2 separate regions of the Homo sapiens genome follow, and region 1 is linked to region 2. A link is a loop called in an ENCODE intact Hi-C map of the cell type or tissue named here. Cell type or tissue: Caco-2. All regions are shown on one strand. Each heading gives the region's core, and the rest is flanking DNA. Links, peaks and the distances in the headings are about the cores only. Region 1 has its middle 120 kb from the start of MIR4300HG. Region 2 overlaps MIR4300HG (MIR4300 host gene).

What was found. Hi-C counts contacts between places; a loop is a spot of excess contacts. Peaks named below come from ENCODE experiments on the same cell type or tissue, not always from the same donor. Only the 100,000 strongest peaks of a DNase experiment are listed, where the experiment ranks them.
Region 1: it touches region 2 in a loop (19-fold over the local background); 3 of 110 quality-filtered maps call a loop at or near these places.

What each region holds. Positions count from the first base shown.
Region 1 is chr11:82,521,006-82,525,403 of GRCh38, forward strand. No RefSeq gene overlaps it. Among named protein-coding and RNA genes, the nearest start is that of MIR4300HG, 120 kb to the left of the region's middle. In Caco-2, for the core only: no CTCF peak of the experiment used is centred there; a DNase peak (open chromatin) is centred at 2,274.
Region 2 is chr11:82,312,684-82,317,081 of GRCh38, forward strand. All of the region lies in intron 3 of MIR4300HG (MIR4300 host gene), which reads right to left. Among named protein-coding and RNA genes, the nearest start is that of MIR4300HG, 89 kb to the right of the region's middle. In Caco-2, for the core only: a CTCF peak has its summit at 2,596 (motif pointing right); a DNase peak (open chromatin) is centred at 2,608.

The DNA.
Region 1 (4,398 bases), core at 254-4,253, 210 kb after region 2:
TAGAATTTATTTTCTCCCAACTTACACCTACCACCAGGGAGTGTCTGAGACAAGATTCAGACCCAAAGATAGCTGATTTCAAAATTATGTTCCATCTACTTTATCATGCTGCCACTCAAGACATAGCAATCACAGCTATGCTTATGACAAATGTTTGAATGCCCCTTTTACAGTTTCCAAAGCATGTTGATATCTTATAGTATCTTATAGCCAGGCCAATGCTTAGGAACATTAATTGCATGGTATATGACCTTTGCTGTGGATGTCACCACCTCTACCCCTCCTGGAAATACCTGAAACATCAGAAATATCTTCTAACCACAAATTTACCTCAAGACAAATATAAAGTTCAGAAATCATATAAAACAATGGTCAAGTTGGTAGTGTTGCACAGATTCCCAAAATCCCCCAAGCTGCCTAAACTTCCATCTATGTCCTTCACTTCACTCAGAAGGCTGAGGAAAGAGGCAGCTTCTTGTGTCTTTTTTCCCAGAGCCTCAGTTTTAGGCACTGTCTGGATTTCTCCTCCCACAGCTCTCCCTGATTACTGTCTGTGGCATGGTGTCAGTTGTGCACATGATTCCCTGGGTCATTTTAGAAGATGTTGTTCTTCTTTCATTTCCTCCTTGTGAAAGGAACACAGAGTAATCACAGGTTTTTTCCCCCTTCTGGATGCCATCCAGTTGTTCTTAGCTCATAAGCGTCTTTTTCCTGTGCAGCTGTTCCTCTTTTTAAGACAGTCACCTCAGGCTTCCTTTGACATGGCTTCTCCTAATAAGATTTTCAGCGCATCCGTCCACATCTCTGAATTACAGCTACATTAGGCTATAGCCAATGCTCAGGAAAATCCTCTGAGGGGGCTGGTGTAGGGATTATTACCATGATGATAAGCATTTGATCAAAGAAAAAACCAAGTCAATGATTTTTCCAGATTCACATTGTCATTAAGTGACCAGAACAAAAACTGGATCCTAGATTTTCTAGCAACAGATCTTTCGGCTTATCCACTGCAACATCCTCATGTATAACAGCAAAAACATCAAAAAGAACTGCTTACCATTTGCTTAACACTGGCCTAAGTTGCTATTACATACTAGCTTGTTTAACCCTCAAGACAATCCTTTTCTCATGGAATAGGAAAATAATGATGCCATCTACATTTTACATATGTGGAAACTGAGGTTCAGAGAGGTTATGTGCAACCTGCCCCAAGTTGCATAATTAGGAACTAGTGGAGCTGAGATATGACCCAGTCATAAGTGATTGCTCTACCATGGTGCAAAATTAACTGTTATTCTAAGAAGACATTCCCAGTCCTTGGTCTTATTTGTGATATTATGTTGGCAGAATTTACTTTCCAGACCCACATGACTCATATGGCACTTGTCTTCCATGTTCATCTGCCATTGTATAAAATTTTAATTACCTTCTGGAAACATAGTTACTTCTCTATCCTTTTCTTCTCAAGTAATATCCAAACATTTATTTCAGGCAAATTCTCACTTGAAAACTGTCTCACAGATATTATGAATATAGGTAATCTGCAATATCTTCAGGCCAGCAACATGTTTATAAAAAGGAATAGATTTAGTATCTATTGAATGTTCACCCTGCACCATCTAGTTTATATGACTCACATGGTGTGCACAACCACTCTATAAACTAGGTATCATAAACCCATTTTGCACATGAAGAAACTAAGTTTCAGGAAATTTAAGTAACTCACCTAGAATCACACAACTTCCAAATGGCAAAAAAAAAAAAAAAAAAAATCAGATTCAGATTCAGATTTGCCTGACTCTAAAGCAGAATACTCTTTCCGCCACACTGCATATGAACTGACTACAACAATGAACGTGAAAAGAGCTGAAAATTAGCTTTTAAGCAACAATACAAAATTTCCAGACTGAGTCTTTTGCATTTCATCAGGATTTTAATTTTTTGTCCCTCTCCTCCCAAGACTTCACAAGCCCACTTAGACATTCTTCTCTGTAAAGCAGGGATATTTTTAATATTAATAACAAAAAAGAAGCCAAATACCCATAACTACAAAGTACCAGAAAACAGACATCAGAATTCATCTAATTTGTTAGAAGGACTATTTATTACCTTGTACTGAGAAAATCAGGTTTCCTGTGTATATTGCTGGGGGCAAACTAAGAAGATTTCAAAGTTAATTTCCCTTCATAAATAATACATTGCCAAGCCTGAAACACACAGGCTTTTGCCTCCAGACTTCATCTTTGGGCTACTGACGCCATCTGTGGGGCCCTGTGCTGCCTACAGCAGTGACTGGAGTTGTGAAAGTTGCATCCCGCACACACCCAGCCTGTGTGATTGTGGCTCTCTCGACCAGAAAGGAATGAAGCTTAATGTCACACCAGATGTCCTTTAAAGGGATTCATTTCAAAAGACTGCTCTTGTTTTTCTTCAAAAAGGATGACTTGTTCCTAACAGACTGTGCATAAGGCAGGGAGATCTCCCTGCGGAGAATTCAGTGAAGAAAATGTGTTGCTACCACAAAAATAAGGCAGGAAAAAACCAGGAGCCAGAAAAGAATACTTTGTCCGAGACAGTCTATGAAATTAATGAGAAAGAGAATGTAGCACTCTGCAACGCAGCCAGTACAAACTCAGTACATCCCAATTGAAAGCCTCATCCCTCAGGCAATATGGGAGGCATTTTCACTTCTTCAGGGCTTTCACCCTGGTTCATAGATAGGCTTCAGGGGCTCTGTATTAGTCTGTTCTGGCAATGGGTAATACTATAAAGAAATAGCTGAGACTTGGTAATTAATAAAGACAAGACGTTTAATTGGCTCATGGTTCTGCAGGCTGCACAGGAAGCATGGCTGGGGAGGCCTCAGGAAACTTACAATAATGGTGGAAGTCAAAGGGGAATCTGGGGCATCTTTACATGTCCTGAGCAGGAGGAAGAGAGAAGAGGGGGAAGGTGCTACACACTTTTAAGCAAACAGATCTCAAAATAACTCACTCACTATCATGAGAATAGCACCAAAGGTGGAAATCCACCCCCATGATCCAATCACCTCCCACCAGGCCCCACTTCCAACACTGGGGATTATAATTTGACATCAGATTTGGGCAGAGACACAGACCCACACCATATCGGCTCTGTAAACCCCCTGAAATTTTATGTAAAATGGCTTTCCATGTGCTTTATTATTCTTCATGGCAGATTTGTGGAGTTCACTAACTTGTCAAAGTTTCAACACACTAAAGGGTTAATAACCACTGACATTATTGCCTAAGAAGACAAAATCATATAGGCAAATAGTATGGATTTTGGAGTTATACAGGGTAAGGATGAGCCTCCCTGCCAGTGTTTAGTTGTGTGACCTTGAACTTACACACACAGACACACTTAGATTTTCTGCCTTAGATTCCCCATTTTAGAGAGGCAGATTAACTGTACCAGGAGAAGAGAAATGGCTTGTCAGAGGTTAGCTACCAGGAGATGAGGGAGCCAGAGCTCTAGCGAGGTGTGTTTCCCAAAGCCTAACAACTGCTTCTCTAGCTTCCACATTCCCCCCCTGAAAACTCCATGCTGCCTGGTTCATCAGCAACAACGAAGAATAGTTCTTTAAACAGAGCCTGTTTCTTGGGTTTGCAACCTGTGCAGTCCTGCAGGGCTCCATGCTCATAAGGGCCCATGCACTTGGGGTTTAATGCTCTACAGCAATTGTCTTGAAATTTTTAATAATTTTGTCTTTGAATTGGCTTTTTAAAGTAAAGCATGATGGGACAATGGAGCATGGGCTGGTGGGAGCTTGATGCATCAGCTCACACAGGGTCCTCCCTCCTGCCACTTCCTCACTTCCTCAACATATTCTCAGGCTTCCTCTTCAGTCCCTTTGTCCCTATCCCACATCATCCCTGATCCTTCTTTTCCCACCCCAGCCTGCTGTTGACCTCCAACAAAAGGTCTCAAGGCCCAGTTCTCTCCACCCCCCTCCACCTCCTTCAGGGGCCTTGGTACAGGCAAGGTGAAGGTCTGCATTGTGGGGTGGTGTCTGGTAGTAGAGTAAGTCAGCAACCATCTCTGCTCTGGGCTAGCAACACCACAGGGAGTTTAGAGGTAATTTGGAGATGGTCCCCCACCCATCCCCAATCCTGGTACCAGGCAAGTTCCTGAAAGGAGGTTGAAAACCTTTAGCGGTTGCCCTTCACTACTGATTAGGGCAGAAGACACAGGAGAAGAAGAGATTGACTACTATGCCCTGCTAGGGCTTCACATGTTTATTTTGCATTGGGCCCCAAAAATTACATAGCTGTCACTGTCCTTAAAGGAGTGTATATTTTTAACATGGAAGAATAAATGCTAATAAGCTGCTATTACCTGAACTAATGCTTTAAACTTCTTCCAGATAAATTCTCT
Region 2 (4,398 bases), core at 165-4,164:
TCTGCTTTTCCCCATTTGAGTGCTAATAGACTTGTTCAGTTCACTATCAATGTACACTTATACACAGTTTTCTAGTGCTACCATAACAAATTACTATCAACTTAGTGGCATAGAAGAACACAAATTTATTTTCTTACAATTTTGTAGGTCAGAAGCCTGACAGGTTTTTATTGAGCTAGAATCAAGGAATCAGAAGGGACGTGTTTCTTTCTGTTGGTTCTAGGAGTGAATCTGGGTGTGGGGTTTTTTGTTGTTGTTGTTTTGTTTTTGTTTTGTTTTGTCTTGTTTTATTTTGTTTGCCTCTTCCACTAGAAACTACCAGCATTTTTTGGCTCACGGTCCCCTTCATCAGTCTTCAAAGCCACCAGTATAGCATCTGGCCCAGATTTGTATTCCTGTATCTTTCTCTGACCACAGCTAACAAAGATTCTCTATTTTTAAGGGCTCATATGATTAGATTGTGCCACGAAAATAATCCAAGTTAATCTCCACATTCCAAAGTCCTTAACTTAATCACACCTACAATGTCCCTTTCGCTATGTAAAACAGTCACAATTTCCAGGGATTAGGACTTGGATATCTTTGAGGGGCATTATACTGTGTATCACTGTCTGGATTACACTAATAGCCTGATAACTGATGTTTCCACATCTACTTTTTCTCTCTCCATGTATCCTCCCACGTGCCAACAAAATACTCTTTCATAGTACCAATGCACTCACTAAAATCTTTCAATAGTTTCCACTAGTCTCCAGATACAGCACGCAATTGTGTTAGATGGACCAAGCACAGCAAGAGAGAGTCCAGGTGAGAAAGCTATTTGGCCAAACAAACATATAGAAAAAAAGCTCATCATCACTGATCATTAGAGAAATGAAAATCAAAACCACAAGGATATACCATCTCGTGCCAGTTAGAATGGCAATTATTTAAAGTCAGAAAACAACAGATGCTGGTGAGGCTGTGGAGAAATAGGAACACTTTTACACTGTTGGTGGGAGTGTAAATTAGCTCAACCACTGTGGAAGACCAAGTGGTGAATCCTCGAGGATCTAGAACCAGAAATACCACTTGACACATTAATCTCATTACTGGATATATACCCAAAGGATTATAAATCCATTCTACTATAAAGATATATGCACGCATATGCTTATTGCAGCACTATTTACAAAAGCAAAGACTTGGAACCAACCCAAATGCCCATCAATGATAGACTGGATAAAAAAAATGTGACATATATATATATATACCATGGAATACTATGCAGCCATAAAAATGGATGAGTTCATGTCCTTTGCAGGGACATGGATGAAGCTGGAAGCCATCATTCTCAGCAAACTAACACAGGAACAGAAAACCAAACACTGCATGTTTTGGTTTTATGTTATGTTGTTTTTTTTTTATGTTATAGTTTTTTATGCTATGGTTCCAACTCATAAGTGGGAATTGAACAATGAGAACACATGGACACAGGAAGGGAAACATCACACACCAAGACCTCTCGGGGGTGAGGGGCAAGGGAAGGCAAAACAGTAGGACAAATACCTAATGCATGGAAGGCTTAAAACCTAGATGATGGGTTGATAGGTTCAGCAAACCACCATGGCACATGTATACCAATGTAACAAACCTGCACATTCTGCACATGTATCCCTGAACTTAAAATAAAAACAAACAAAGCTATTTGGGCCACTGTGCACATTTGTATAAGGTCTCATATTTCTTAAAATCATCACATGAGACTATTGCTACTTGTTTTTTTTACCATAAGATCACCACTTTGCCAGTAAAAATAATTTAAAATACAATGTAACTGTAAACTTTTTTTATGAATTTTTAAAAATATTCTAGGAGACTCAAAACCAAGAGCCACATCTAAGAAGCCCTATTCCTTATAGTTTATAAGTCTCTACCCAGGTTGCTAACTGCCTCTCAGCCTTACCTCTTAACTCTGGACACTCTGTGCTGTCTATTTGTCCTACTATGAACCCCAACCTTCTTAAACTCCTTCCAATAGCACATATCAAATGAAACAGGAGGTGTGGTCCACGCAAGATGGAAAAAGCACATTTGCGAAGTTTTCCTCCAGAGTTATCTGGCCTGAATTTAACACAGCTTCAAACCCTGAGGTAAGTACTGCACTACAGAAAGAGCTCTAGGGAAACCCCTCCTGTTCTGGAAGGAGGACCTAGAAGGAAATTCTCATACCCACAGAAAGAGTGCAGAAATCACCCTATTTTCTTCTTTTTTCCCTCCATTTCTCATACTCCAACTCCCAAGTAATCCCATGGGGATGCGGGTAAGAGTGGAAGACAGCCACCCATAATGGAAGGCCACAGGAGCCAAAACTCTGAGGCAGTCTAGTTTTCCTCTCCCTTTACTGAGGAAGCAGTTCCAACAGGATGGGACCACGCTGTAAAAGAGAGCACCTGGGAATCACAGTACTAGGGAGATTACAAAGAGGAGCCTGGGCAAGTGGCCTCATAAAGTTGTTTATGAGCTCTGGGCTCACCCATGCCATGATGGGAACCTAACTAACATACCTAAAAGTTTGAGAACTAAACTACAGGTAAACTACTGCCCAGGACCCAGACTGTCCACTGGGTGGTGCACTTGGAAACAGATGTGAAGCGCTCTACAAAGGCTTCGCAGTTTGACTTTGGAATCCCAGCGCACAGAAGCAGGTTTGGAACATGCAGCATGAACCTAACTGGATAAATTGCCTGCTAAAACAAAAACATCAACATTTTCCACAGCATTTAAATTAAGACCCAGACTCTTGACATAATATTTAAAATGTCCAGGATTCAATTAAAAATTCCTCAACCTTGAAAGGTTAAACTCTCATGGGAAAAGACACTCAGCAGATGCCAAAGTCAAGATGACTCAAATATGGCAATTATCATCAAAAGATTTTAAAGGAGCCCTTATAAAAACCAAATGAGCAATTTCAAATATTTTTGAAACAAATGTTAAAAGAGAATGTTTCAGCAACTAAAAACATATGAAGACAAAAATTAAAATACAAGAGCTGAAAAATCCAATAACTGAAATTAAAGAAAAAAACTCACTAAATGTACTCCATAGCAGAATGTAATTGACAGTAAAAAGAGCCAGTAAACTTGATTATAAATCAGTAAGAATTATGTAATCTAATCAACAGAGAAAAAAGTATGAACAGATTCTGAGGAATTTAAGAGACAATAACAAAAGATCTAATATTCATTTCATTGGAGTTAAAGAAGAGAAAGAATACTGAAAAAGTATTTGAAGGAATTACGGCTGAAACTTCCCCAAGAAGTTGAATACAGGAGAAACCCATAAGTCTACACTGAAAGAAAAGGAAGGAAAAAGGAAAGGCTCATATTGTAGAAGATGAAACACTATATTTAAAAAAAAAAATATGATTTTCAAAAATTATCAATGACTGCTAAAATTCATTGAGAGAAAGTTTATTGAGGAATGGTTATTTACATAATGTCAAAGTATCTCCTCACAAAGTACTTTTTTAGTTACAAAGAAAATAATACTAACTTTATAGCGCAGAAATCTGATAGACAACACTTTAATCAAGTAATTAATGTTAACATAAATGTGATTGGGATAAACTAACACCATTTAGTCTTCTGAGATGATGTACTGAGAATCACACAACATCGTATCTTGTCATTTCTACCAAAAGTTTATAACATGAATCTAAGCATTGGAAAATATTATATAAATGCGAATTGAAAACATTTAAAAAAAAAACTTTCACATGTTCTTCACAACTGTCAAGGTCAAGAAAGACAAAGAAAGTTTGTGGAACTGTTTCAGAATAAAGCAGACAAAGAAGACACGACAACTAAATGGAATCTACATTATAAGATTGTATCTTGAACTTGGTAAAAATAAAAACAAAAAAGAATGCTATTGAGACAATTGATGGAATTTGAATTTGTACTATGGATTATGTAATAGTGTTGTATCATTGTTACATCTTCTTAATTAAATAAGTATATTATGGTTTTTACTTGTACTTAGGATACACATGCTAAAGTATTTAGAAATAACCATGATGTCTCTCCAATTTACTCTCAAATCATTCAGAAAATGAGAATATGTATATGTTCATGTCCATGTGCGTCCATGTGTGCATGATAGAAAGTACATTTCTTCAGGGAACATCAAACGGATCTATCATGTCCAAATAGATCTTAGATACAAAGAAAAAATGTGGGGAAAGGGCCTATTGGAGGGTAGAGGATGGGAGGAGTGAGAGGATCAGGAAAAATAACTAATGGGTACTACTAGGCTTAATATCTGGATGATGAAATAATCTGAACAACAAACCCTCAAGACACAAATTTACCTATGAAACAAAGCAGCACATGGACCCCTGAAAATAAAATAAAC